Linked DNA regions of Homo sapiens: region 1 is linked to region 2. Evidence: chromatin loops called from intact Hi-C (ENCODE). Cell type or tissue: CD14-positive monocyte. All regions are shown on one strand. Each heading gives the region's core, and the rest is flanking DNA. Links, peaks and the distances in the headings are about the cores only.

Region 1 (15,376 bases), core at 6,231-11,230, 50 kb before region 2:
TATCCCATTAAGGACACATTAGGAATTCTGAATGAAAAGCTGAAGTAGAAGAAGAAAGACTTCCTGGAAGACAGCTAGAAGCAAAATCAATCCAATAGTTGTTTAAAACTCTACAGTGGGTCCTCATATGGTTTTAGGGTGGCAAGATTGTTGGTCTTGAAAGTGTTTTCTTACCCCAGAAATGTTACCAAAAGAGCAAAACTTCCCACCCAAAATGAAAATGATATGAATGGGAAAGGAGGTGAGGGAATGGGAAAAGAAAAAGCAAGGAAGGGAGAGAGGGAAGGAGGAAGGGAGGGAGAGAGGGAAGGAGGAAGGAAGGGGGGAGAGGGAAGGAGGAAGGGAGGGAGAGAGGGAAGGAGGAAGGAAGGGGGGAGAGGGAAGGAGGAAGGGAGGGAGAGAGGGAAGGAGGAAGGGAGGGAGAGAGGGAAGGAGGAAGGGAGGGAGAGAGGGAAGGAGGAAGGGAGGGGGAGACGGAAGGAGGAAGGGAGGGAGAGAGGGAAGGAGGAAGGGAGGGAGAGAGGGAAGGAGGAAGGGAGGGAGAGAGGGAAGGAGGAAGGGAGGGAGACAGGGAAGGAGGAAGGGAGGGAGACAGGGAAGGAGGAAGGAAGGAGATAGGATGTCACTTGATTGTTTGATTGGCTTAAGAGTGTAGATTTTGATTGTTTTTTAAGCTTCATTAATTTAAACACAAAACTTTTTTCCACAACTTGACCCTGGAATGACTAAGTAATTGCTGCATTACTTACTAGGTTTGTATTTCAAATTATCATAAACACAAACCGAAAATCTTGTATTTTAGGCAAACCTGGGTATAATCCTTCACTAAGAAAGCCTTTATTGAGAAAGAAAACCAAAAGTCACCACATCAGCAAAGATCATATTTTGGAAGAAACTGCCGTGTTTTAGAGCCACCCATACCAACTTAATAGAATCAACATTTTAACTTTCAGGCATTTTGCAAGCCAGTTGACATCATGCCGGTAGCTTGAAATAGGCCATGTTGAGAGTATTTTTACTATGGTAAATGCTTTTATATATATATATATATTTTTTTTCTTCTGTAATGCTGGTTATTAAACATTTTCTAGCATACTGTCTTTATATCTGAATATTTACAGTTCTAGCTGCAACAAAACAAAGAAAAAATGAATAAGGAACAAGCACAAATACTTCTGCAGAAGCTACTGAGAATTCAACTGAAAGACTATAATTTAAGCAGTTAACAAATATTGAATATCTACTATCTTATCCCTGCCACCCTAGGTTAGGGCTAAATGGCCAATGAAGTCATATGACAGAGCTCCCAGTCACTGAGTGTCTTGTAATTTGTTTGGGGAGACAGGCTGGGCACACATGGACAATGTATGTAAGAGTACAGAGCAATGTCTATTTACATGGAATATTGTCTTGTGAAGGCTCAGTACAACAAGAGTTCAGAAAAAAAATCACAGGGTGGTCAAAATTAAGCAAGAAAATTGTGCAAATCGTGGTCTGTTAATTCAAAGGAGCAATGGATAAACTGGGTTCATCATAATAGGATATATGGCTTGTGGCAAAGGGATCTTCAGACAATTTAAAAATCCTTTCAGTTTGTCTCCCTCTTACTTAATGTCATTATCACTCTTGAAATATATTATTAGCACAGAAAGACTATTGTTCTTTGTGATAGATGGTGACATCTCTGACTGTGTGGCTATTCATGTGTTCCTGGCCAGCCTATTAATGGATCAGCCTTCTCTTCTGCACTAGAGAGAGTGCAATGCCCTTGGGCCCAGATCTGTAGCTACCATTTCAGGAGGCTGCTTAGGTTTGCATGATCTGCGTTTGAATCCAAACTTCTGCACTTTTTATCAGTGGGAACTTAGGTAAATGACTCAACCACTCTGTGCCTCAAATATCTCATCTGCAAGATGGGAAGATAGTTGTATCTATCTCATTGGGATGTTTTAAGGACTGAAATGGATTACTTCATATAGAGCATTTAGAGTAGCACCAAGCACGTAGTAAACACTATTGTAGCAAACACTGTTGCTATTATTCTGTTGCGCTTGAAGCCCAGTCCTGCCAGATCTTGTGCAAGTCACTCTTGGTCTTGAAACCCTAGTTTCCTCATCTGCAGGACTGAAAGGCTAATTGCTGCCCATCTGGCAGGGCAATTGTGAGGACCATAGGAAACAGTGTCTGTGGAAAGCTCTTGGCAAACTGGAAAGTTCTATACAGGTGTGAGCTGTCAGTGCTGCCACAACAAGTCTCTGCTCAAAATGAGCTTCTCGGTTCCTGGCCTCCTGACGGCTCATGCATTTGGTGTGTTGTTGTGGTTTCCAGAATCCCATTGCTGTGTCCAAGTGCAGAGTCATGACTTGCCTGACTTTTCTGTGATGACATATAAATATACTCAAAGCATCTCCTCTAAAAATGCAATCGTTGTTTGTAATTTACCCCCTCTCCCCAGCAGAGCATCAGCTCCCCAAGGGCAGGCATTGCTTCTCTGTTGTATTCAGGGATGTACCCCAAGTGCCTAAACGAGAGCTTGGCATAGGATAGGAGCTCAACACACGTCTGTGTCCAGAACAAATGCTCATCTTTATCCTTAGCTCACATGTTCTCCAAACTAGAAAAGTGAACTAAGACATCTCCACAGGAATGAATCAGTATAACATAGGCATCCAAAATGAACAATCGATCCATCCATCAGCTAACACCACCGTGTGTGTGTGCAATCCACTTGGCTAGGTGCTTTGCGGGGAAGACTGACGTGGAGAAGAAGGTGTGACCTCTGTTAACCCTATTTTTTTTTTAGAAACACACACACACACAAAAGACACTGTCCAACTTGACATCTCATAAATCTCATTATTATCCCACCCTGGTTCTCCATCCTAAACCCGGCTTGCTCATTGCTGACAACAGCTCCCAGAAGTGGATATAGAAAAACCATGAGGAACTGGTTTACAAAGCACCATCTGCTCACCATTTATTTGCTAAGGTTTTCCATTTCAGAATCAGACGTGAACCACAAAACCCTGTGCCTTACTCCAGGGGCTTAGTAAAACTCTGTCATTTCCATACTAAAAGGAGAGGTGGGAATGGAGAGCACTGCTTGAATCTAAACCTGGAAAAGGGGGAATTGATTTATGGAATTCTGCAGGTGGGCAGCCCTGGAGCAGAAAAGCAGACCTTAGTTACCTGTGCAACTGGAGTTCATGATTTTTCAGAACAGGTATAGAATTTGAGGGGACCTTTACTTAGGCATTTAGTACAATCCTCCTTTAAAAAACTACCAGAATTCAGAAAAAAAAAGACCAAAAAAGTGTTTTCTTGGCTGTATTTCTTGTAGTGACTGCGAAAACCCGTGAAGGAGGAAAACTGGCCAGGATTTTTTTTTTTTTTTTTTTGAGGGTATGAAAGCCTTTCGTTTTTATAGTTTTGAAAATCCTTGGAGTTTAACTTTGAACTTTAACCAAAAAAAATTATATCTTATAAACAATGGCATTTGTTGACTGGATGAAGGACTAGATCAATATTGGTCTTGGCAACCCATTTTGGCTGCTGTTGCCTGCAGAAATATGCTGGTTGTGGTGTTAAAAAATTATGTCAGTTCCTCACCATGTGTCTCTTTTTCTTGGAGTTATGCCTGAGAATTACTTTCCAAAGATACTTCCAGAAGTTAACCTAGAGCCTGGCCTCCACAGCAAAGGAAGTTACACATAAACTCTCGGAAAGCAGAGCACCACAGTGAGCTCCTGGGAGGGGGAGGAATAAATCTGGATCTATGGAGGAAGAAGATGATTTGAAGCAACTGCTAATTTCACAAGGATAGTCACAGTCCCTCTTCTTGCTAAAGTTATCACCAAGACTTGTCACACCAAGGGCGAAAAAACACTAAACAAAAATAAATCAATCTTGGCAAATGAAAACCATTGCTTTGAAAGAAAATAATCATTGTAGCCATGATGGAACTGTGTACATTAGAATGTTCGAAATCTTTTCATTTTGGGGAGAAGTGGGAGGCAGTAGTGGCAGTTGGGATTTTCTAGAAGAGAGGTAGTAAAGCTTTTAGTGTTTTCACGTAGACTACCATATTATCCACTTATTTTAGGTATAAGACTATATGCCACATGTTCATCTATGTGTAATTTATAAAAAAAATACGCATATATCATATTTACTCAACTCAACAGACTGAATGGATTACTTATTCTTTGTAACTTGAGTTTCATTTAGAAGTTTTTTTTTTCTTAAAAAATTTTTTTAGGCTGGGTGTGGCGGCTCATGTCTGTAATCCCAGCATTTTGGGAGGATGAAGTGAGCAGATCACTTGAGGTCAGGAGTTTGAAACCAGCCTGGCCAACATGGTGAAACCCTGTCTCTACTAAAAATACAAAAATTAGCCAGGAGTGGTAGTGCATGCCTATAATCCCAGCTACTCAGGAGGCTGAGGCAGGAGAATTGCTTTAACCTGGGAGGTGGAGGTTACAGTGAGCTGAGACTGTACCGCTGCACTCCAGCCTGGGCAATAGAGTAAGACTCTATCTCCAAAAACAAAACAAAAAAAATTTTTTTTAGATGGTGTCTCTCTATGTTGCCCAGGCTGGTCTGGAATCCCCACCTGCCAAGTAGCTAGGATTACAGGCTCATGCCATGCCGCCCAGCTCCCATTTGAAAGTTTGACAACTGCAGCAATGTAGGACTGTGCGGTGGGGCAAGGAGAGGGCAATAAGAAAAGCTAAAAAGGAATCCCACATAGTCAACCCAGGAGCCTGACTCCAGAATTGCAGCTGCTAATCCAGCCTCATGGGCCCTCCATGGTCTGTGTTGGGTTCTTCTACACTGTGCAGAGGGTGAGGCAATGTCCTATACTCCACACTGGCAGCTGGCAGTGAAAGATGGCACAGGGCCGGAGCTGCTCCCACATCTCTTCTCCTTGCTAAAGATAAGTGCACACCTGCCACTGCTTGAGAAAGACAGCCAAGAGCTGTCACTGCATGCCTGTTCTGAGAACCTGTTGGCTGGCCCTCTTCCTGTGCTCCTGGTGGCCAGCGGGAGCCCTGGGCCCTTAACTGAGCCCCTCCCCCATCCTGCAGTCGTAACTCTGCTCCCAGAGGCAGCTCCTTCCAGCCACGTGGCCCCTGGCGCCGAGGCCAGGACCTTGGCACATCCCTTTGGAAAGGTGGCCAACTCCACACTTGCCAGATTCTCACAGTTTTCTGACCGGTGTCTCCAGTGAAATGAGTGCAGGGGGTGAGACTATATTTAGCCCAACTCAGAAAGAATGCTCCAGGGCACACACTAACAGTAATAAAACAAGGCTACTGTTAACCTTTATTGAGCACTTACTGTCTACCATGCTTTATGCTAAGCACTTTGTATGCTGTATTTTACTGAACCCTCATAACCATTTTACGAGAGCAGTGCTATGTTCATGCTAAGAAAACTGAGGCCAGACATCTCATAGCTGGTGGTGTTGGGATTCCCCTCGTGTGTCCCACTGCTGAGCTGTGTCACTTCCAACTTGGACACAACAGTGAGCTTCACCCAGGTCATCTCATCTCAATGTGCTACCCCTCTGCATGGCCACATCTACCAGGCTACCCACGAGTAGTCCCATCCCCAGCGGATGGCTAGAAGGGCCACCCACGCTCATAAGCACATTGTGTAACTGCACAGATGCTTGGGCTGCATAGACCCGTCCCCAAGGACCAGTAAGGCGCCTTCCTCTGCAAATCATTTCCTGAACTCTGACAGCCTTTACTGAGCAGACTCAGTATGTCCTGTCTTCAAAGGCGACACCTCTTTCATTGGTGTGGGGACAACTTCCTCTGCTAGATTCAGCATTTTTTGAGTGCAAAAACTATGTACTCTATTTCTTTCACATTAAAGAAAAAAAATCACTGACTTCAGCCAGGCATGGTGGCTCACACCTGTAATCCCAGTGTTTTGGGAGGCCAAGGCGGAAGGATCACTTGAGCCCAGGAGTTTAAGACCAGCTTAGGCAACATGGTGAGACCCCCCCATCCCTACAAAAAATACAAAAATTAGTCAGGCATGGTGGCACGCACCTGTGGTCCCAGCTACTCGGGAGGCTGAGGCGGGAGGATAGCTTGAGCCTGGGAGGTTGAAGCTGCAGTGAGCTGTGATCACACCACTACACTCCAGCCCCGTGGGAGAGTGAGACCCTGGTCACTTGATCATCTGGCTTCATTTTAAGGCCCAGTGAGTTTAAACAACATAGCTGAGACCATGCAGCAGGACAGAGGTAGCATCAGGACCAGAACCTCAGGTTCCTAACTGTCAGGCACAATAAATTCTGGTCCGGTTGATCTGATGGATGTACTCAGGTAGAGTGAGGCAATGAAGCAATTACTTAAAGGCCAACCTCCGTGGCCCCATTGCTGCTGATCACCTCCTCACTTTGTTGAGATGAAAGCATGTTGGGGGTATGGTGGGTCTGCTGGCAGCTAATGCCTTTATGTGGTGGACCCCACAGGTAGCAGCAGTGGCCAATCATTCTTTCACTCAACAGAGCCTTTGGTCTGAGCCAGTTCCTGTTTAGGAGTGGAGGACAGAGCCATGAACACAATAGAGAGAAGTCCCTTCTCTCACCGAGCTTACTTGTTAGGGGAGGAAGACAGACAGCACAGAGATAAATAAATTTATGACAGATCATGCTAAAGGCCATGAAGAAGAATAAAGCTGGCAAAGGGACAGAGAGATAGGGGTATGGAGACCCTACTGTATGTGGGGTGGTCAGGGAAGGGCCTGGGGAGAAGGTTGCATTTGAATAAAGATGAGGAAGGTGAGGAAATGAGCCATGTGGGCATGTGGCAAAGACTGTTCCGGAAAGAGAGAGCCATGCCATGTAGATATTGTGCAGATCCTTGTGCAGTGCTTTAATTTTATTCTCACAGTAATGAAAAACTATTAGGTAATTTTGAGCATAGAAATTTGATTTTTGATTTAAAATGATCATTCTGGCTACTATGTAAAGACTAGACTAAGGGGATAAGACTGGACCTCAAACAGATAGACCCTTTTTAGCCAAAATATGCTGGTGACTTGGACTAGATAGGGTTGACCCAGCGGTGGAGGTGAGAAATTATTTTTCTTTTCTTTTCTTTCTTCTCTTTTCTTTTCTTTTTTCCTTCCTTCCTTCCTTCCTTCCTTCCTTCCTTCCTTATTTCCTTCCTTCCTTTCTTCCTTCCTTTCTCTCTTTCTCTCTTTTTCTTTTTTTTTTGACAGTCTGGTTCTGTTGCCCAGGCTGGAGTGCAGTGGTACGGTGGTGTGATCTCAGCTCACTGCAACCTCCACCTCCTGGGTTCAAGCGATTCTCCTGTCTCAGGCTCCCAAATAGCTGGGATTACAGGGGCGTGTCACCATGCCCAGCTAGTTTTTGTATGTTTTTGTAAAGATGGGATTTTGCCATGTTGTCCAGGCTGGTCTTGAACTACTGCCCTCAAGAGATCTGTCCCCTTTGGCCCCCCCAAAGTGCTGGGATTACAGGTATGAGCCACCGTGCCCAGCTGAGAAATTATATTTCTAAAAAGAGACAACCAGATTTGCTGTGGATTGAATGTGGGATTTTTAAAAAGAGAGAATTGATAGTCAAGAATGACTCTGAGGTTTTTAGCCTAAGCAAACAGTGCCAATGAAATCGTCATTTATTGAGATAGGAAAGAGTGAGGATGAAGCTGGGCTGGGGGGAAGGAAAGATCAGGTTTTAGATATGTTGAAATTTGAGTTGTCTATTGGACATGTAAGTGGAGGTGTCAAGTAGGCAGCCTATTGCCACTGTTTGCTTAGGCTAAAAACCCTGGAGTCATTCTTGACTAGCAATTCCCTCTTTTTAAAAATCCCACATTCAATCCACAGCAAATCTGGTTGTCTTTTTTTAGAAATACAATTTGGAACTGGAGATTCCTTTGGAAATGATCATTGTAGGTTGATGACATTTAGAGCTGTGGACCAGATGAGCTCCTCTAGAGAATGAGTGAAGGTAAAGAAGAGGGCTAAAAGTGGAGGCCTGGGATATGCCAACTTTAAAATGAGAGAAGACAAGGAGGAATCAGCAAAGTGCTGAGAAGAAGCAGCCAGAAAAAGGGAAGGACAAGCCAGAGAATGGGAAAGAAAGTTTTTTGGGGAAAAGGGAGAAATCAACCATGTTCGGTGCTGCTGATGGTTGGAGTAAGATGAAGACTGAAAAGTTAGCATTGAATTTTGTAACAGGTAGCTCGTGGGTATCATTGAAATGATGGATGGAGGGCCAGGGCCCTCCCTGCAAATTTCTGATCTGTGTATAAGTCTTGAGTTTCTTGTGTGACTCAGGGGGCAAGAATAAACCAAGAGAAACTTCTGGGATTTGGCAACTCTTGGCTCTTTTGAGTGGAGGGCATGAAGTAGGTGTAACTTGGTTTAGAACGTTAGAAAAATATAGCCTGTTTGCACTGCAGGGTATGACAGAACAGTCTACCTAACTCTCAGTGTAAATGCATTGAGATTTACATCAGTGTACCTTTTGCTTCCAGGGATTGTGAATTGCAGGTCATGTGTGTTGAGGGTGAAAATGAGAGGTAGAGGTAAAAGTGGGAGAACGGTGGGGGTTTTGCAATGAAGCTGTGGAGTGAAAAATGGAAAATGAGGATAAAGTCCACCTGGTCCTTGGAGTCACACTGATACCATCTTGAGGAGGGAAATTGTGGCACCTGTAAAGGGAGGTCCATGACATGTTTTTGACAAAGAGTCACTGTAATAGAGCTAAAGCTCTTTATGCTTGAGTACCACAGAGGGAGTTATGAAATACCGACTCAGCTATGTCACCCAGTTAAGTAAAAGTTACACCATCCTTTTTCCGTCTCCAACATCCTAATTATACCACAAGTTTGGGACCACAATTAAAACCAGGAGGACAGATCCCAGAGGCAAAAACCAGTCAACAAGCCTGAGTCACAAAATTAGAAAAGCATCAAACATTTGGAAAGAAACCCATTTGTGGAGGGGAGCTTTATAGTATGTGCATTATTGGTGACAAAGCGGAACAAATTTCCAAACCTTTTTTGGGAAATTACAGAGTAGAGAGACCCCAAAGATTATCTTAAGAGTAAGAGATGGTGAATGGATACTCATTCATTCATGCATTCATTCATTCAATTTGGTTTTGGAACAGCATCCATATGCCAGGCATGGGGGTATATCAGAGAACAAGGTGGATGTGATCCCTGCACTCACACTATCTACAATCTAGGTAGTGTCAGGTAAACAAGTAATTTACAGCTTGATGTGATAAATAACATGAAAGGGGTGAAATACAGGAACTAGATAGCCAGAGACAAGAAGCACCTAATCACAGTAAGGGGTCAAGGAGGCTCCTGAGATGAAACAATGTCTAATCTGAGACCTGAAGTTGAGGAGATTTGTGGGCACCTATTACACGGGAGGATAGTACAGTGGGCATTGGATCTGATTGCTTGGGTTTTTTTTTCTTTTTTTTTTCAGATAGAAAGTTTCGCTTTGGAGTGCAGTGATGCAGTCACGGCTGACTGCAGCCATAACCTCATGGGCTCAAGTGATCCTCCCACCTCAGCCTCCCAAGTAGCTGGGACCACAGGTATGCACCACCATTCCCAGCTAATTTCTTCTTATTTTTTGTAGACACAGGGTATCCCTATGTTACCTAGGCTGGTCACAAACTCCTGGGCTCAGGTGACCCTTCCACTTCAGGCTCCCAAAGTTCTGAGATAACAGGCATGGGCCACCGTATCTGGCCATGATTGCTTGGGTTTAAATCTGGGCTCTGCCACCAGTTGTGGACCTTGGTGAAGTTAGTCATCTTTCTATACCTCAATAACCTCCTGGATTAATAATACCACTATTTCAAGGAGTTGTTATGATAGAGTAAAATGCCAACAATATCTTCTAAAATTAAAGTTTTGTGTCATAACTGTGACTGTAAAAATAAGGACGAAGGACTTTGCTAACTTCACTCAAAGTCCTATTTTCTCTACAACGATTTAAGTTCCTCATTGGCAAACACACCTCCCACCAGGTCTGCAGACTCTGCCCTTGAGGTGGCGAAGAGAGGCCAGAGGTGAACGTGAGAATGAGAACTGGCAGAACTCAACGTGGAAACGTTGCTGGAGCGAAGATGGCACCGGCCTCCATCATCAACTGCAGGATTGAATCACATGGCACAGCTCCCCAAGAAGCATTTACAGAAGAAACGAGCCATAGCATCACCTCGACTGAACGGTTCTGGCCAGGATTTCTGTGCATGTGTTTTAAGAATTTTAAAAATTGAGAAATAATTCACATACCATAAAATTCACTCTTTAAAAGTGTACAATTCAGTGGTTTTTAGTGCATTTCCAAGTTTGTGCAACCAACATCACTGTCTGATTCCAGGACATTTTCAACACCCCCAAAAAGAAACCACTTGCCAGGTTTTTGAAAGGGGCAAATCTGTGCCAGAGTTGCTGTTGGAGAAATAGTCTCTGTGATAAAGAAACTTAAAATTTCCGCTTCAGATCTGAACGGTAAAGCTCATTTCCAGGGATTTTCTTCCTCTCCCCTCCCCAGCCACTCCAGGCTCAATCTAGACTTTTAGTTTCTACTGACCTCGAAGAATTGCCCCACAGAGGCGTTGTCCTGTGTTCCAACACTGTTTTGTGTTTCTGACATGTGTGTGTATTTTCTCGTCCTCCTGTTAGTGAATACTTGTTATCTCGCAGTTAACTTGTTCTCTTATCAACCTTTTCTTTCCTCACTGTCTCTAATCCCCGCAAGCTCCACCTCCCGGGTTCAAGTGCCTCAGCCTCCCAAGTAGCTGGGACTACAGGCGCACACCACCATGCCCAGCTAATTTTTTGTATTTTAGTAGAGATGGGGTTTCACCATGTTGGCCAGGATGGTCTCGATCTCCTGACCTCATGATCCGCTCCTCTCAGCCTCCCAAAGTGCTGAGATTATAGGCATGAGCCACCGTGTCCGGCCAAGGGCAGGAATTCTTAATCACTTCTCTCAGATGACTTCCCACAGCTGGCTTCCTGCATTTCTCCTTGCTAGGAATTTTATAGGAATGAGGAGTTTAATGGGTGCAGAGTTTTAGTTGGGGAAGAAGAAAAAGTCCCGGAGATTAATGGTGGTGATGGTTGCATCGCAATGTAAATGAATGTACTTCATGCCACAGAACGGTACACTTAAAAATGGTTAAAAGGGTAAATTTTATGTTGTGTATATTTTAGAGCAATAACAAAACAATAATTTTACAGGCTGTGGTTATGATCCTGCAAGCTGTGAGACTTAGCAAAAAGTGAGTTTCTTCTTCTGTGAAACAGGAAGAACCATTCATTCAACAAATACTTCTCAAGCATCCCTTATAAGAAGACAAGATGGTATTATGGTTAAAAACTCAAACTCTAGAGGCTGGTGGCCTGGATTTGAATCTTGATTCTGTGGCTCTCTCACTGTTGGGAAATGGGCAAGCCAAACTTTTCTCTGTGCCTTAGTTTTCTCATCTGGAAAATGGAGATAGTAGTTCCTCTGTCATTAGGATTGTTGTGAGAAATAATTGAGTTAATATATTCAAATAGAACAGGGTCTGGCACAAGATAAATGCTACCTGTTATCATTATTATTATTACTATTTGCTTGAGTTAATGTATAAAATATGTAAACAGTATGCAGCATAAAATAAGTGCTACCTATAATTATTATTGCTATTTTGTGCCAGGCACCATTCTAGAAGGTGGAGATACAGCAATGAACCCTTGACTTCCTGGAGCTTACCATTTAGAGGGGAAAATAGACAATAAATAAGGAAATGTATAGTATGGCAGGTAGTAGTTAATATCTGCCTCATAGTATTTTTTGTTTTTTTGTTTTTTTGTTTTTTTGTTTTTTGAGATGGAGTTTCGCTCTTGTTGCCCAAGCTGGAGTGCAATGGCGCGATCTCAGCTCACCGCAACCTCCGCCTCCCAGGTTCAAGCAATTCTCCGGCCTCAGCCTCCCGAGTAGCTGGGATTACAGGCATGTACCACCACGCCCGGCTAATTTTGTATTTTTAGTAGAGACGGGGTTCCTCCATGTTGAGGCTGGTCTCGAACTCCTGACCTCAGGTGATCCACCCCCCTCGGCCTCCCAAAGTGCTGGGATTACAGGTGTGAAGTGAGCCACTGCGCCCGGCCTGCCTCATAGTATTATAATGAAAATTACACAAAGTAATATATGGAAAGTGGCCGATATAGTCAGAACCTGTCTGAAAATGGGCACTTAATAAATAAATGTTAACTCTCCTTTTCTCTCTGCTCCCCCTTCACTCCCCTCCCTTCCCTTCCCCTCCTCTCCTCTCTCCTCTCCTTTACCTATTCTCTCTTTGGAGAGAAACCAGTCAGAAGACAAGCGGCCAGGGGTGCCCATACACATCAGCAGAGGAGGCTGGAGGAACAGTTCAGGCCAGGGCCTCCAAAAGCTGGCTGCAATTTCTGCGGCAGGTAGTTTCTCTCTTGCCGCTTTAGGGGAAATATGAATCATCCGTTGTTGTTTGGTTTCCATTTCCTGGGAGGCTGCAGGCCCAGGAAATCTGTGGTTTGAGCATCAGTGCCGAGATCAAACGAGATGGCTATTAGCAGCAGAGTGTGTTGCTGGGACCACTGACAAAGTTCTCTTGAGCCAAATGACTCACCTTGAGCTGGCTCCTTGGCCCACTTTCTCCTGATTGCATTCAGCTCAAGAAATGACTTGAATTTCCTGACCCAGTGTGACTCTTCCTTAGCTGTACTGGATGGTAGAGCACATCTGGACCGGGATGGGGCAGAGGTCCAGCCTGTGTTATTATCCCCATTTTACACATGATGGAAAGGTGGTCCTGGGTCCCCAATTCTTCCACTATACAACATGCTGTTTCCCCAAGTGCTGAGTAGATCTTATCATAACCAGTCCTAGGACAACCGAGCACTGGTCACCACAACCTTGCCACTGCTGACCTTGGTTGAAGTCCACTTACTTGATCCAGCTATACTCCATTATAATGAACATTATAATTAAACCTTCAGGACAACCTCTGGAGCTTTTGAAAGGAGAATTAACCAGTTATTACAAAAATAAAAGAGAGAGAGTGAGCGAGAGAAAGATTGATACAGATGGCAGATGATAAGAGAAATACATTCAAGTGTTTCTACATCATTCTTCTTTTGGGTCTCAATTCTCTTTTAAACTATTCCTATGATCCAAGGAAATCCGCTTGAACATTAATTTAAAAGTGAAGGAAGAAGAAGCCTCCATGACAGAGGAGCAATCCAAGCCTCTCCAGCATGGCAGATTTGGCCCAGGATAAAGAAGAATGGTGTCATGATCAGGACACAGTCAGGAAGGGCTGGGGGAGCTCCGGAACAAATGCAGCAAAATGCCGACATCTGTTTTATCTCAACAGTGGGTATGTGGCTGTCTGTTATGTGATTTTGTACTTTTATGTATTTTTGAAATATTTCATACTAAATCAAGAAGTGTGGAATTCGAAGTCAGAAAATCTGAGCTCAAATTTCACCTCCTTGGATAGGCTACTCAGTTTCTGACTGTGCAGATCTATCGAATGTAGATAACAGTAAGCAATTCATAGGTTTGTTATGATTCTCAGGCAAGATAAAACATTTGAAGCATTTTGTAAATTTAGAATCACCCCTAAAAGGAATCCCATACCCACGAGCAGTCACACCTGCTCCTCCTTTCCCCTCAGTCCCAGGCAGCCACTAATATACTTTCTTGTCTCTGCAAATTCACCTCTTCTGGACATTTCATATGAATAGAATCATACGATATCGAGCCTTTGACAACTTGCTTCTTCCATTTAGTATAAGGTTTTTCAAGGTTCATTCATGTTGCAGCAGGTATCAATACTTCATTCCTTTTTCTTACTGAATAATATTCTGCTCTGTGGATACAGAACATTTCATTCATCCATACACCAGCTGATGGACATTTGGGCTCCCTCTACTTTGGGGCTATTATGAATGATGCTGCTATGACCACTCACTTACAAGTTTTGTGTAGATGGATGTTTGCATTTATTTTGGGTATGTACCCAGAGGCTGCTAGATGTTTCAACATTTCAATAGAACCAGAGCTAACAGATTTCTCTCTCTCTCTTTTCTCTCTTCTCTCTCTCTCTGTTTCCTCTTTGTGTGTGTGTATATGTTTGTGTGTGTGCACTCAATTTGAAAATAACGACACTCTAAAAAGTCATGTGGGTCAAAATACAAAACACACGGCCAGGTGCGGTGGCTCACGCCTGTAATCCCAACACCTTGGGAGGCCGAGGCAGGCAGATCACAAGGTCAGGAGTTCAAGACCAGCCTGACCAACATGGTGAAACCTCGTCTCTACTAAAAATATAAAAAATTAGCTGGGTGTAGTGGTGGGCGCCTGTAATCCCAGCTACCCAGGAGGCTAAGGCAGGAGAATCACTTGAACCTGGGAGGCGGAGGTTGCAGTGAGCCAAGATCACACCACTGCACTCCAGCCTGGGCGACCGAGTGAGACTCCGTCTCAAAAAACAAAAACCAAAACAAAAAAAAACATACTCAGAGATCAGTTTTCGAAGTTCGATATAGACCTTAGTTATTTTGTCTGAGAAAGGGGAGAAGTAAAGCAGCTGACCACCATGGATCATTTTAGCTTTAAAACTTATCATTATTATTATTTGAGACAGTATCTTACTCTGTCACCCAGGCTGGAATGCAGTGGTGTGATCATAGCTTTATTCCTTTTTCTTACTGAATAATGTTCTGCTGTACAGAACATTTCATTTATCCATTCACCAGTTGATGGACAACTGGATAGATAAAAGACTGCAGCTTTGAACTTCTGAGCTCAAGTGATCCTCCTGCCTCAGCCTCCCAAGTAGGTAGGACTACAGGCATGCTGCCACCACGCCCAGGTAATTTTTAAACTTTTTGTAAAGACAAGGTCTCGCTATGTTGGCCAGGCTGGTCTTGAACTCTCGGCTTCAAGGGATCCTCCCACCTTGACCTCCCAGTGTTGGGATTACAGACATGAGCCACCATGCCTGGCTCTAGTTTTTATTAATCTCCCAGATAAACACGTATTCATTTATAAATAAACTCACTTTTATTTCCCAAGAGATTTGAGGTGGCTTACAGTATAAACCTGAAAAGACAGCTATGAATCAGTTCAGAAAGAGAGCTCATCACCATACAGGAACCTGGGCAGAGAGGGTTAGTAGGAGTCTCACATTTTATTCTTTGCTCCCTAGCAGGTGCACACATAGATATGGTTAGGAGGGTGTGCAAAACCAGGGCAGCAGAGACTTCAGGACCACTGGTCACAGCCACTCTCTGAGGGAGACATTTTATTTTGCATTTGTATC
Region 2 (15,376 bases), core at 3,929-8,928:
ACACCAGTGACATAGGAGATAGTGCCTATAGGATGAGTATTTATTATGAACCAAGCAGCCACCCACAGAATCACCCATTGTAGATTTTGTGCATAAAAAATCACTTCAAAACTGGTTTTAAACAACAACCATTTTACTTGCTCATGATTCTCTGGGTCAGCAATTTGGGCTGGGTTCAGCTAGATAGTTCATCTGTTGGTTTCACTTGCAGTCATTCCTAGGTTGTAGCTATCTGGTAGCTCAATTGAGGCTAGATCATCCAAGATTATTTTGCTAACATGTCTGGAAGTTGGCATTTGTTACCAGCTGGAAAAAACCTGTTGTTACCATGTGACTTCTCATTGTCTAGTAGGCTAACCTAAGCTTACATTGTGGTCTCAGGGAAGCAAGAGAGGGCAGACCCCAGTGTGCCTATGCTTATATCACATTTGCCATTGTCCTATTGGTAAAAGTGAGTCATACAACCAAGCCTAAAGTCAAGATGTTGAGAAATAAACCATCCTAATGGGAGAAGAGTTGAAATCACATTACAATAAGGAATGTAGAAAGGGACTGAAAAAGTTTATGGAAAGTTTTGCAATCCAAACAACCTTATACTGGCTTCCATCTATATATATTCCCTAAAGCATAATTAATTTTTAAAAATCTTTTGATTTTTCTTTGAAAGTAAATAAGCTGCTTAATCAAATTTATCTATAGGAAGATTTAGTTTTCCTTTTTATCTTTTTCATTTTTAGTTTTTAGAGACAGAGTCTTGCTTTGTCACCCAGGTTGGAGTGCAGTGGTGTGATCATAGCTCACTGTAACCTCAAACTCCTGGGCTTGAGTGATCCTTCTGCTTCAGCATCCCAATTAGCTGGGACTGCAGATGTGTGTCAACATGCCTGGCTAATGTAAAAAATTCTTTGGAGAGGTGGGGTCTCATTATGAGTTGCCCAGGCTGGTCTTGAACTTCTGGGTTCAAGCAATCCTCCCGTCTTGGCTTCCCAAAGCACTGAGATTACAGTTATGAGCCACCTCACCCTGCTGGATTTAGTTTTTAGTTTTGGGGGTTTTTTTGTTTGTTTGTTTGTTTTTGTTTGTTTGTTTGTTTGTTTTTGACACAGGGTCTCATTTTGTCACTCAGGATGGAGTCACAGTGGTGTGAACCTGGCACACCACAGCCTCAGTCTCCCTGGGCTCAGGTGATCCTTTCACCTCAGCCTCCTGAGTAGCTGAAACCAGAGGCACCTGCCACCACACCTGGCTAATTTATGTATTTTTTTTTTTGTAGAGACAAGGTTTCACCATGTTGCCCAGGCTGGCCTCCAATTCCTGGGCTCAAGCAATCTGCCAGCCTCTGCTGCCCAAAGTGCTGGAATTATAGGCATGAGCCACTGTGCCTGGCCCTGGATTTAGTTTTAATTAGAAATTATAACCTATGCTGGGCATGGTGGCTCATGTCTGTAATCCCAGCACTTTGGGAGGCCGACGTGGATGGATCACCGGAGGTCAGGAGTTCAAGACCAGCCTGGCCAACATAGTGAAACCCCATGTCTACTAAAAATACAAAAATTGGCTGGACATGGGCTCTACTAAAAATACAAAAATTAGCTGGACATGAGTGGTGGGCACCTGTGATCCCAGCTACTCAGAAGGCTGAGGCATGAGAATGTCTTGAACACAGGAGACAGAGGTTGCAGTGAGCTGAGATCGCACCACTGTACTCCAGCCTGGGTTACAGAGTGAGACTCTGTCTCAAAAAAAAAAAAAAAAAAAAAAGAAAGAAAAGAAATTCCAACCTATATAGTTATAGTTTTTGGAGTAAATCCAAAGTATAATAGTAAAAACAAACAAACAAACAAGCCTGGATAAATCCTTAGCCTGCTGCTTGAGACTCAGTCTGACAGGTTTTGAAATGTAATTCTTGCTCAGCTGGTATTCATAAATATCAGATTGTCAACTTGACTTTACACTGCATTAACAATAACAGTAATCATTTATTGAATACTTACTGTGCACTAGGTATTTTTATACAATACCTCTAATTTTTGCAATACTCTGTCAAATATGAGTTATTATTCCCATTTGATGGTTGAGGCACTGCAACCCACAGGTTAAGCTTCCTGCCTCCATTAACAAGTTGTTTATGTCAGACACAGTATTTGAATCTGGCTCTGTCTGACTCTATGGGCACTGTCACTGCCCCTTTCTGCCTCTCAGTGATGTATGTTTCTTTCCAGGAGACCTGGATTACACAGATAAAATGGGAAAGGAACACCTACCATGCTTTCTTCTCAACATGGTCAATTTCGTGATTGGAGAGAAAATTTCAAACTGCCAATAGTGAAATGAAACTTCTCTCCTCTGTACCTTCACTGAACCTGCAGGTTTTCTCTCTCTGACCTTCAACCTTCCACTATGGAAGGAGTTGTATGTTTGACAAACTTTCCTTACTTTAACCCTCTTAAGAGAAAAGGTCACCTGCAATCCCAGCACTTTGGGAGGCTGAGGTGGGCAGATCACTTGAGGTCAGGAGCTTGAGACCAGCCTGGCCAACATGGCAAAACCACACCTCTACTAAAAATACAAAAATTAGCCAGGCGTGGTGGTGCATGCCTGTAGTCCCAGCTACTCGGGAGGCTGAGGCAGGAGAATCGCTTGAACCCAGGAGGTGGAGGTTGCAGCGAGCTGAGATCGTGCCACTGCACTCCAGCCTGGGCAACAGAGCAAGACTCTGTCTGAAAAAAAAAAAAAAAAAAGAGAGAGAGAGAAAACTAAAAAGAGAAAAAGGTGAGCAGCTCAGTGACCCAGAGGGCATGTGCCTGAGGCTGAATCTTAGGTCCCCTGGCTCCCCACCTCAGCCATGAAGGGCTTAAGGGCTGAGAGGCTAAGAAGAAGATGGAAATGGCGCTCAGCTGGTCACTTAGAAAATGTTTTTATATCTGTAAGAGTTAGCTGGAAATGGTCAAAATATGTACTTTTTCTTTCATGATTTCATGTAATAAGTAATGGTTGGGATTAATGCATACAAGTACAGGTATTCACCCCTCCTTTCCAAAAGAGAGTGATCCATATGTTTGCTAGGAGTTGAGTATTTGAAGTTGTTTACATTTTCCTCTTTTAATGATATTCCAAAAAGTAGTTTCCTAGACTGAGCCTGTGGCTTGTTTAACTCTTAATATTCTTTATGTCCAGCCCTGATATGGTTGGGAAGTGTGTCCCCTCCAAATCTCATGTGTTCTCAGTATTGGAGGTGAAGCCTGGTGGGGGGTATTACATCACGGGGTGGATCCCTCATTAATGGCTTCACACCATGCCCTGGGTGATAAGTTAAAGCAAGAGCTGGTTGTTTAAAAGGAGCCTGGCACCTCTTCCCCTTTTTTGCTCCCTCCCTTGCTATGGGACACACTGGCTCACCTTTGCCTTCCTCCATGATTATAAGCTTCCTTAGGCCTTGCCAGAAGTAGATGCTGATACTATGCTTTGTGTGCAACCTGCAGACCCTTGAGCCAAAAGAACAATTATAATTACCCAGTCTTGGATATTCCTTTATAATAACATAAATGGACTAACACAAAACCTGTTTTCAAGCCAACCAATCTTCATTTTAAAACCATGTTCCTGAGAACAGATGTGTGTTCAGGTCTGAATAAGATCAGATAGCACTTCCATCTGGGACCACAGCAGCATGGAAGGGATAGGGAGGTTAGGAGCAAAGGGCAAGAGCAGGCAGAAAAGCAGGTGAGTCCACACGGTGTTTCCCTGGTAAATTCCTACGGGAACGAATATTCATTGAGTACCTATTACATGCCAGACCCTGCACAGACACTTGTCAGAATGATGCCTTTTATACCCTGAATTACCCAGTGAGGTAACCATCATTATCTTATTTATCCTGTTTTACAGATGGAGAAAATGCAGCAACTTGCCCGAAGTCCCAAATCTGGTAAGTGGCAGAGCCAGAGCTTGAACTCAGGTCTCTATCATTCCAAACTTTTTGTTCTTTCTGTTCCCCGTGTTATGATTGCCTCCACCCACAGAGTGGAGGGGAGCTCTTTGTATCTTTGTTTGTCCTCTAAAGGAGAGATGGCAGAAACTCTGGTCAGCAGCTGAGCGGGAGTTCTTAATTGGGGAAGGAGTTAACAATGAATGGGGGAATATCAAGCAAGTTCCAAATACAGATTTGGAGTCCCTAATCCAAAAATCTGAAATCTCAAATGTTCCAAAATCTGAAACTTTTTTTTTTGAGAGGGAGTCTCACTCTGTCACCGGGGCTGGAGTGCAGTGGCACGATCTCAGCTCACTGCAACCTCCGCCTCCTGGGTTCAAGCGATTCTCCTGCCTCAGTCTCACACGATGCACAGGTGGAAAATTCCACACCTGACCTCATGTTATGAGTTGCAGTCAAAACACAGGTGCACAATGGTGAAGATGATGTTAACACTGCAGAAAAACGGCCTAAGTTATAATATGGTAAAAATGTATGATGGGTTTGTTGAAGGACTAGAGCTGTGTGTGCCTTCATAACAGAACAAGAAATCATGTCAGCTTATAAAATCAAAGAGAGACCCCCTAAGACAAAAACCACTGTTACTAAGGCCAGTGACACTGGAGGAAACATTTGAAAAAAGCTATCCACTAGCATGCCTCTTCATCCTTGGAGGACCCACATCCTGGTCCCTCAACTGCTTCCAGTGTTTCTCCTCACCTAAAAAATAGAATACAGTGTACAGTAATCTTTTAATCAAAACACAGCATCACAGGTGGAGACTGAACGCCTGCTGTTATCTCTTGCTGTTGTTTCACAGCTGATGCAGGTATTCTGGGCATGCTACTGTGCTGCTTGGTTACCCTGAACACTCTATTTTTTCACTGCATTAACGGTTTGTCATGTTTTTTACCTTAAAATTCACACTTATGTGTGAATAAATGTAAGAAAACAGTTGCTTCTCAGTAGCATCTACATTCAGAGTCAGGAATGATGGTGATGCCAAATAACCACAGATTGTCCACATGGGTGGCTGAGCTAGGGTCACCTTTGCTTTCTGATGGTTCGATGCACACAAACTTTGTTTCATGCACAAAATTATTTAAGATACTGTGTAAAATTACCTTCAGGCTATGTGTATAAGGTGTATATAAAACATAAAATAATTTCCTGTTTAGACTTGGGTGCCATCCGCATGGTATCTCATTATATATATGCAAATATTCCAAAATCCCAGACACTTTGGATCCCAAGCATTTTGGATAAAGGACACTTAACCTGCACTTCTACCTCTTTTGCCCACTCCCAGAGTGTTCATTAGATGATTGGTCATAAACTGGGGCAGTTCATACTATTTTCTTAACTTTGTAAGTTGCATACATAACATCTGACAGTCTCACAGTGGTTGGCAAATTCATTCCACTCTTTTCAACTTCTCAAGCTCTCTGTCTTCAAGAACTGAACAAGGATTCAATATGGATTAGTGATTAAGAGCTTGGGCTATGGATTCAGAACAACCTGGGTTCAAGTCCTGGATCTGCTCCTTACAAGCTGTGTGAGTTGAAACATCAATTTAAAAATTGAGGTAAGAATTCTTTATACAAGTTATGAGCTCATTGTGAGAATTAATGAAGATAATATGTAGAAAGTACTTAGCATGGTTTATGCACATAGTAAGCACTTATTAAATGCTGCAGATGAACTATCCTGGCTTTACTATGTACCAGTTATGGGATCTCATGCAAGTTTTCCCATCACAAGGGGCTAGGCCATGCTGCTGTAACAACAATCTGAAAGCATCAGTGGCTTACAACAAAGAGGGTCCATTGCGGATTGACTGAAGCTTGGCTTCTCCCATTCTCTCTAGTGTTCAGGGCGTACCTGGAACATTGCCAGTCTACGTGGTGGATGAAAAAGACAGATGGCAAACCACGTGCTGGAAGACATGTGTCAACTCTGTCTACACGTCACTAGCCAACACAAGTCCCATAGCCACTCCTGAATTCAACAGTGCAGGAGTGGATAGTATTCCTCCAGAGTGGGGTATTGAAAGGAAGAAAATTGTAATGTTTTATCATAGTGTATAATTTGCCAGCTATTTATTCTGAGCCCTACCACTCTGTAAACTTTCTGGCACAACGTAGGCACTTTTGAATGAGAATCTTATTATACTGTCAACTGTTCTAGGGGCCCCTTCTGCTCCCAGTTTGCCATAAAGAGGCGTCAGACCCCAAAAGCCCAATTGTGCCTTATTTAGTTCAACATCTGGAGAGGCTCAGCTGTCCCACATATTTGTTCCTAAATCACTGAGTTGCTCACTGAATTGGCTGCCGACCCACCTTTTCCAGACAGGAGAAGAGGAAAAACTTATTTGCGAAGAAAAAGAGAAGGCTCCTCTTGGCCAGGCCAAGGCCTCCTTTGGAGATGGGCCATAACAAACAGAGATTTGTAATGACTAGGATACCCTAAACCGATAGTAAAATGGAAATCCACAGGATCAACCCAGCAGAGGGACTGGGTAGTCGGAAGGCTGTCATCGGCCGGTGGTGTGACCTCAGACAAACTCCTTTGCAGCTCTGTGCCTCAATTTCTTCCTCTGTAAAAGGGAGGTGGTGGTGGTGGGGACAGTGACTCTCTCAAAGAGCAGAGATGAGAGTAAAATATCATATCCATGACCAAGTCACAAACTATAAACACTATTCCACAACAGTTTAACAAAATGGTTAAATCTAACAAAAATAGGACAGGATATGCAATATATCTGACTTTAACAATAATTTGGTAGTAAATATGGAAGGAGTTGAGGGCCCAAAACACAGAACATATTCCCATTTCTTGGAGATCTTCAGCAGATCACAAAAAAGAGAAAGTTAGATTACTTGGGTGTTCAATTTGCTGGCAACCATTTTATGCTATAATTCAGCATTAGTCATGGCTGACTAATTTTTTTCTCTAGAAAATTAGATGGAGCATGTAAACACAAAGGCACAGCACAGCCTCCTGGAAAAAACCCCAAATGCACTGAGTCTTCGGGCAAGACTGAGGGATCAAAGGCCAGGTGGGCTGCCTGCTCTGCTGCTTCGGTGCCATTTGGTATCATTTCCGTATTTCACTCAGTTGGTGTTGCTCAATTTCCACTCCCTCCATCATCAAAAAGTATTTTTAGAGCCTTTCATTACAGGAAATCTTTGGCGTTGTTCTCAGGGCTGCTCATATAGGGGAACATGTTTTCCATTGTCAGTATATCCGTAAATAAAGACTAGCAAATGCATCTTTACATCTTGGAGGGCACATTTACTCTTGTCTGATGCTGCATGGCATACTGAACCATGGGAGAGGACCAGAGCAAAGATGTGATGAGCTTTCTCACTAGTGTAAACATGGCTCAGGGGTTGACCAAATAGGTGGCTTCCTACAAACATTTCCCTCACCCCATGAGACCGGGGTATGTGCTCCTGCTTTGTGTTCTGTGTCCATCACTGTCCTTGGCCCATTGTGTACCCTATGGACTTAATCATGTAAGTGTTTGCCCTGTACTAGCCACTGTTTTAAGTTCTTTCAGTGTGTTAACTCATGAGACTGTTACAACAATCCCTTTTTTTCGGATGGGAAAACTGAGTCACAGAGAGGTTGAGTAGCTTCCGTAAGGCTGCACAGCTAGGGCTACTCTAAGAATTAAGTGAGTTAATGTCTGCAAAGTGCTTTATGCAGCGCCCAACACACTGTAAGTGCTCTACAAGTGTTTGTTAAGTAGATATGCAGAGTGTAGGCAAAGCCATACTACTAAGGGGCTAAACATGGTTGCACCCAGTGGGGGTGAAAAGGCCTGGTTTCCAGCCTACCACTGTGACTCTGCCCTGAAGTGAGATCTTGGCCATGTTGTTTGGCCCCTCTAGGACCTGTGGTTCTCATCTGTAGGATGCATCTGATGATTAGGTAGGCTTTCTCAGGTCAAAGCATTACTGGTTGTGCAACACGTGATAGGGAATGCAAGCATAGGGAATATCACTAGATAATTTACCATGGACATCCAATTTTTGGAACAGCCTTGGGGATGGGGGCCTGTTTGTGAAATGGAAGAGTTTTTCCTACTGAATTCAGAAATTTATCTGATAAAAAGGAGCTCATTTCAGAGACATGTGTTTCTCTAGAACCTTGTAACCAGAGGCAGTGATAACATCAGAGGTATGGTTCAAGAATGTTACAGTGTGCAGGAGTTTTTAAATGCTAACTGCAATCTCACTGGAGAGGCTAAGAAACGTAAATTCTGCCTCTTGGAGTCTTGGGGCATAGCTGACACTGGAGAAGTTTGGTAAAGCTGGCAAACCTGGAGGAAAAGTCGGGAAGAAAGTTGATGGAGGAGAATTGGCCACCAGTGTGGCAAAGACATATGTCTTAGTCTGGTTTGTGTTGCTATAAGAGAACACCAAAAACTGAGTAATCTACAAAGAAAAGAAATTTACTTCTCATGGTTCTGGAGTCTGGAAAGTCCAATAACAAGGTGCTGGCACCTGGAGAGGGCCTTCTTGCTGTGTCATCCCATAGTGAAAGGTGGAAGGGCATAGATCATGAGAAAGAGAGAGAGAGAGAGCTGAGCTCACTTTTGTAACAAACCTACTCCCAAGATAATGACATTAATCTATTCATGTGACCTAATCACCTCTTAAGGATCCCACTTCCTAGTACCACCACATTGGGGATCAAGTTTGCAACACATGAATTTTGGGGAATACATCCGAACAATAGCAGCTTGGATTCCCCACTCACGGATACCTTGAAAGTAACACTGCTTAGTACTATTATCGATGATAGTAACCTTTGCCAAGTCCATCCAGCCCTTCTACCATTATCTCACTTGACCAGAGGCAGGACAGTAATAAATTGCCCTCCACTTGACAAATCACTGAAGAGAGGCTCAGAGAGGTTCAGTGACTTGCTAAACTTTTCACAACATTGAAGTTGGGGAGTTATTTAAACTTGAGATTCTAACTCCCTAATTCAGGTTTCTTCTCAGCCCTCAACAATGTCATGTATGTGACCTTTTCCATTTCCCTTATGACTCTGGAAAAACTGCTTCTCACTTCCTTCTTAAACTGGGCTCTGCTAATATCAGCCCTTCTTGAAGCACTTCATGGCAGGGCCAGTGAGGGAAATGTGGCCCCACTCTTCATGTTTCCATGTTGTGGGGAGACTTCACCACACTCCCAGTAGAGAAATATATGGAAGAAACACTTCTGCTACTTACCACTCTCTTTTTCTTTCTTCCTAGAAAGATAAGTAAATTTCTCAGGGGAAAGGTCTTCCCACAGTGGTCCTGATGGTCTTTTATTGCTCAGTTTCAGAGCATCCTGTTCTCTGGAGGCAGGCATCTTGGCTTCTCTGTAGAAACAGACCTGTGGTTTGGGACTCCAAATCATTTTCTGGAAGATGGTTTATCCCTAGGTCTTCAATCAGAGAAAGGTGTTCAGATGCCCAACAGGGTCTTTGACAGAATCTTCTCCAGTCTCCAGACAAACTGCCAGGAATAGCACTGCTTTTTTGCTATTTCTGGCAGGTCCCTCTGTCTATCTTTCATTTGGATTAGAGTAGACCATGTCCTTTTCCTTTAAACACTTTTTTCTTCTTGCTTCTTCTGATGCCCAATTCTATAAGAGTTGTCTGCCATGTTCACTTGACCTCTCCATCTCAGTCTCCTTGGCAGAATCCTCCTCTCACACTTGCCTTTTACTTTGAAGTCTGTCTTGAATCCCATTTTCTTTTCTGTGTATACATCCTCTCTGTGACCCCACTAGTCCTTTGTTTGAAGTACCTTCTACATGCTTTTCCTACCTAGTTCTTCAACGCTGACCTCTCCGAAACACACCAGACTCATAGCCACCTGCCTGCCTGACATTTCCTCCTGTGAGCCTAATGAACTTTGAATGCTCACTGGAAAAAATCCCAAATTTTAATTTCCTTAAGTAGTTCATCTCACAGTCTCTCCCTCTTGGTAAAAGGCACTACTATCTAGCCAGTTGCTTAAGTGAAAATCTAGGTGTTCTCTTGGATTCCACTCTCTCTCCCTTAAGTTCCACAATCCATCAAGAAGTCCTATAGACTACTTCCAAATCTTCTTCTTCTTTCCATGTCCTCTACCAGTGGTTCGTAAATGTTAGTATACACTAGAATCATCTGAGTGGGCCTGTTAAAACCAACTTGCTGAGCCTCAACTTCAGAGTTTCAGTAAGTTCAAGGTGGGGCCTGAAATGTGCATTTCTAACAAAGTTTGCAGATGTTGATGCGCTGGTCAGGAGCCATACTTTGAGAATCACTGTCCTATACAACATTACCAGCCCTATCAGGCCTTCCATGATCCCTCACCTAAACAAATTACTGCAACAGCCTCCTAATTGGGATCTGTATGTTTACTCTTATTTGATTTCATGGATTTTTATTGTGTTTTCTGACCTCCCAGTACTTTTTAAAAAGTTTTTCTTGGAGAATGGCTTGAACCCAGGAGGCGGAGCTTGCAGTAAGCCGAGATCACGCCACTGCACTCCAGCCTGCGACAGAGCGAGACACTGTCTCAGAAAAAACAGAAAAAAAAAGTTTTTCTTATATTTGGGAAAATTCCTCCTTTGGGAGTTTCACTCTCTGAAATTTGAACCTAGAAAACTCAAATTCCCAGCTTCCTTTGCAACTAGAATGTAAGCTGGTGACCGAGGCTCTGCCACTTGGTATACCTGGGAGAAGTTGATTCGGCAATGGTGAGCAACTTGAAGAAGGAAGATCACTGCAAACTCCTTGTTTTGCGGGGGCAAAAGCAGAGGTAACAGACTTTGAAAGTGACCGAAGTAGAGTTCCACACACAGAAGTGTCAGCAACAGGGCATCAGTAGCAGGGGTATCCTCCTTGTGGTTTTAGGAATTGTCTCTGGACCCTTGACCCAGAGTCCTGTTTTTCAGGGCCTTCAGATCTGTGAGCTTTCCAATGTCCTTTTAAGATAACTGTCTTTCTGCTAAACAAGCCAGAGTCAGCTTTACTGTTTGCAACTAAGAACTCTGAGTGGTACATTTTTTGGAATGCATTTTCTACAATGGAACTCACACACGTGTCTGATTCAATCACGCTTGAGGGCACACAACCTCCTCACCTCGGCTCAGAAAGCCCTCCAGGACCATGCCTTCCCTTCTGCGGCCACCTCATTGGGCAACTCCCTCCTCCTTTCCTACTTTGACGGAGCCGTTGTTCCTTTCCTTAAACATGCCAAGCTCGTGCCACACTCAGGGCCTTTGCACATGCTGTTGCTTCTGCCTGGAGGGTGCTCCCATTGGATCTTCAGGTGCCTGATTGCTCGATTTGTTTTATTTTGTTTTGCTTTTCATTCAGAGCTCAGATTGCTCAATTTAAATGAGCAATCTCTGTAGAGATCTCTTTCCTGACTGACTACACAATCCAACATGGTCAACATATCACAGTAGTTTGCTTTTCTGCAGAGCAGGAATCACTGTTGGATATTTTTCTTATGTGTTAATGTTTATTATGGGCCCCTCATACTCCTCAAAGAAGATAAACCCCATGAGAGCAGGAGTTGTGTTTACAAATATTTTCTCCCAGTCTTGTGCTTGTCTTTCCATATTCTTAATGGTGTCTTGTGAAGCACAAAAATGTTTGAGGAGGTCCTACTGATCAATGTATTCTTTTACAGGTCACACTTGGGGTGTCATAACTATGAAATCTTTGTTTAACTCAAGGTCTTGAAGATTTTCTCCTGTACTGACTTCTAAATGTTTTCTTGTTTTAGTTGTTACATGTAAGTCTATGATCCGATTTGAGTTAAATTTTGTATATAGTGTGAGTCAAGGGTCTAAGTTCATCTTTTTGCATGGGATAGCTGATTGTCCCAGAACCATTTGTTAAAAAGCCTCTCTTTTCCCCAGTAAATTATGTTGGCACTTTTGTTGAAAATCAGTTGACCAAGGCTGGGTGCACTGGCTCATGCCTGTAATCTCAGCACTTTGGGAGGCCGAAGTGGAAGGATTGCTTGAAGGCAGGAGTTCGAGACCATCCTGGGCAACATGGTAAAACCCTACCTCTACAAAAAATGTTTTTAAATTTAAAAAGTAGCCGGGCATGGTTGCATGTGCCTACAGTTCTAGTTACTGAGGAGGCTGAGGTGGGAGGATTACTTGAGCCCAGAAGGTCAAGGCTGTAGTGACCTATGATCATACGATTGCACTCATCCTGGGTGGCAGAGTGAGATCCTGTCTCTAAAAAACAAACAAACAAACAAAAAATTGACCAAAATAAAAGAACTTATTTCTAGACTCTCAAGTCTGTTCCATTGATCTATGTGTCTATTTGATGATTTTCTTTGGTATCATTTGTCTCTTTAATCCTTCTGAAATTTATTTTGACTCATAGTAGAAGTTTAGAGCCCAACTAGAGGTTTTTCTCCTCAAAAGAGCTAATGAAGATCCCAGCATCATTTATTAAATAATCGTCCTTTTCTCCATTGATTTGCCCCATTTATCAATGGTTAAAAGACATTTACCAAAACCTCCTCCGTATTATTCTGACTGGTCCCAGTTCTTCCCACCCAGCATTTTAGAAGTCCCCAGTCCTGTGTTGTTTAACCAAATGACAAAAATTGTCCCTGCCTCTAAAGAGCTTACGTGGGCAATTACAGAAGAGGACATTGATATGTTAGGACAATAAACATAGGACAGATATTTGCACTGGACTCGAAGATTAGTGCATTTGTAGAACAGTAACTGACATGAAGGGATTCTCAGGGGAGTTTCATGTTTACTTTGGGTGGGGCTGTGGACACTTAATCTAAAAGTCACCCAGCCTCTGCTCAGATCACTCCCACCTGTTTGTCTGACACCATCTTAATCTGATGGTGGTTGTGGGGTTTTTAAACACTAAATGGCTATGAAATTCTGCAGAAGACTCCACCCACTCCAACAGAGTTTAAAAGTTCAACATTTTTCTCAATAAAGACACCGAAGGCATAGTTGTAAAATTTCCAGAAGACCTAAGTCTGGGACGAGCAGCTTGTATGACAGGTGATCCAATTAAAGTTCAATTGGTCTTGACAGGCTGGAAAAACTGTTGAAACCAGGAAGATGAAATGAAACTCAGAAAAATGTAAACTACTACATTTTCATTTTGTCTCAAAAAAAAAAAAAAAAAGAAGAAGAAGAAGGCAGGTTGAGGGAGACTTACTAAAAAGAATCTGAAATTTTCAGTTGCCTGAAAACCCAGTATGGTTGATTTGACTTGGACCTGTTCTGTCTGCAAGGCACAGTGACATAAATTCGAGTGAAGACACATATAAAAGAGTGAAGAAATCACAGGGAGGGAAGGGAGACTGGAATCAATTTCACTGGCTCCGGAATCAAAGTCAGGCTTCCCCAGTCTGTCACCCAGGCTATACAATGGAACTGCATTGCATGTGGGACTAGATCAAAGGCAACAACAAAAGAAAACATATTACAAATCTTGAGGTCCAAATTTCCCAAGTCATCAGCTACTGGGGTGTGGGTGGCTAAGCCTAGGAATGAACTTACTCTCTTTTTGCATTTCAGCCATACCTATCCTCTTTCTGGAATTTAGAAGGTTGGAGGATAGAAAGAAATGAAAGAATTTTTAGGCTGGGTGCAGTGACTCACATCTGTAATCCTAGCAGTTTGGGAGGCTGAGGTGGGTGGATCCCCTGAGGTCAGGGGTTTGAGACCAGCCTGGCCAACAAGGCGAAAACCCATCTCTACTAAAAATACAAAAATTAGCTGGGCATGGTGGTGCATGCCTGTAATCCCAGCTACTCGGGGGGCTGAGGCAGGAGAATTGCTTGAACTCAGGAGCAGAGGTTGCAGTGAGCCAAAACTGCACTACTGCACTCCAGCCCAGGCGACAGAGTGAGACTGTGTCTCAAAAAAAAAAAAAAAAAAAAAGAATTTTCTTACTCCCTCTTATGCTCTCTTCCCCTCTATAAAAAAATTGAAACAAATAAATCATTGACAATTTATTTAAATCTTGAGTTGCATTTTGCAACTTGTTTATACCTATTATAGAAGTGATTTTATTAAAAATTCAAATTGCATGAAAACTTTATAGATATCTTGTACACTAAAAAATATTTTTATTCTATATACACTGTTTTGTGGCCTTTTGAAATTTAACACATAATATAAAGTTTATCTTTTCATTAGATATTTTTCTACAATAATGTCTTTTGACTGTTTTTAGCAATGAACTATTTTTTAATGTGAATCTGTTTTTTGTTTGTTTTTTGAGATAGAGTCTTGCTTTGATGCGCAGGCTGGAGTGCAGTGGTACCATCTTGGCTCACTGCAACTTCTTCCTCCAGAGCTCAAGTGATCCTCCTGCCATAGCCCCCAGAGTATCTGAGACTACAGGTGTGTGTCACCATGCCCGGCTAATTTTCCTATTTTTTTGTAGAGACGGGGTTTTGCCATGTTGTCCAGGCTGGCCTTGAACTCCTGGGCTCAAGCCATCCACCTGCCTTGGCCTCCCAAAGTGCTGGAATTACAGGCATAAGCCACCACGTCCAGCCTTAATGTGAAAGCTTAATGGTTATTTATTGCTGTGTAACAAACCACCTCAAACTTAGTGGCTTACAAAAATAACAATCTTTTAGTCACTCATGATTCTGTAATTTCTGTAGGCTCAGCAAAGAAAAACCCATCTCTTTTCCACATGATGCTGGCTGCAGTGGCTCCACTGGAGCTGGAAGAACCACTTCCAAGATGGCTCCACTACAAGTAACACAGGGCCCTGGAAGTCATTCATTGGAGGAACTTTGGCTTTTACGCTTTGCGAGATGAGGGTTTTGAGCACAGGAGTGACGTGATACAACTTACCTGTTAAGAAGATTTCCTTGGCTGCTGTGTTGGGAATAAATTGAAAGAGGGATGAGGTGTATGGCACAGGGGGACTGGTTAGGAAGTGACTGCCATAACTCAGGTGAGAGACAAAGGTGGCTTGGACCACTGAGGGAGCAGAGAGATAATCAGATGGGATTGAATTTGGATTAACATGCATCTATGCTGGCTTCTCCTTATTTAATCATATTATTATGAAATATGAGTTAATTTCAGTGTAAGGTTTGAGGTAGTCATTACATAGTGAAATGCTACGCCTATAATCCCAGCACTTTGGGAGGCCAAGGTAGGTGGATCACCTGAGGTTAAGAGTTTGAGACCAGCCTGGCCAACATGATGAAACCCCATCTCTACTAAATATACAAAAATTAGCCGGGCATGGTGGTGCCTGCCTGTAATCCCAGCTACCTGGGAGGCTGAGGCAGGAGAATCCCTTGAACCTGGAAGGCAGAGGTTGCAGTGAGCTGAGATTGCACTACTGCACTCCAGCTTGGGCAACAGAACGAGACTCTGTCTC

Evidence for each region. A loop is a pair of places that touch in the nucleus more often than their neighbours do. Peaks named below come from ENCODE experiments on the same cell type or tissue, not always from the same donor. Only the 100,000 strongest peaks of a DNase experiment are listed, where the experiment ranks them.
Region 1: a loop joins it to region 2, with 1.8 times the contacts of the local background. A loop is called at or near these places in 3 of 110 quality-filtered maps.

Annotation. Positions count from the first base shown.
Region 1 is chr4:26,194,774-26,210,149 of GRCh38, reverse strand. It overlaps LOC124900690 (a long non-coding RNA gene), which reads left to right. Exons shown (of 4, transcript XR_007058094.1): 3 at 9,493-9,604; 4 at 10,043-12,021. It overlaps LOC105374545 (a long non-coding RNA gene), which reads left to right and starts at 12,149. Exons shown (of 3, transcript XR_925510.3): 1 at 12,149-12,485; 2 at 13,226-13,426. It also overlaps a transcript of RBPJ not described here. RefSeq lists enhancers at 5,050-5,551, 5,535-5,624, 12,405-12,934. In CD14-positive monocyte, for the core only: no CTCF peak of the experiment used is centred there; a DNase peak (open chromatin) is centred at 8,809.
Region 2 is chr4:26,142,800-26,158,175 of GRCh38, reverse strand. LOC105374541 (a long non-coding RNA gene) reads left to right here. Exons shown (of 6, transcript XR_925507.4): 4 at 3,889-3,928; 5 at 5,412-5,555; 6 at 5,838-6,082. It also overlaps a transcript of RBPJ not described here. Among named protein-coding and RNA genes, the nearest start is that of LINC02357, 80 kb to the right of the region's middle. In CD14-positive monocyte, for the core only: no CTCF peak of the experiment used is centred there; a DNase peak (open chromatin) is centred at 7,035; H3K4me3 peaks cover 1,080 bases; H3K27ac peaks cover 1,509 bases.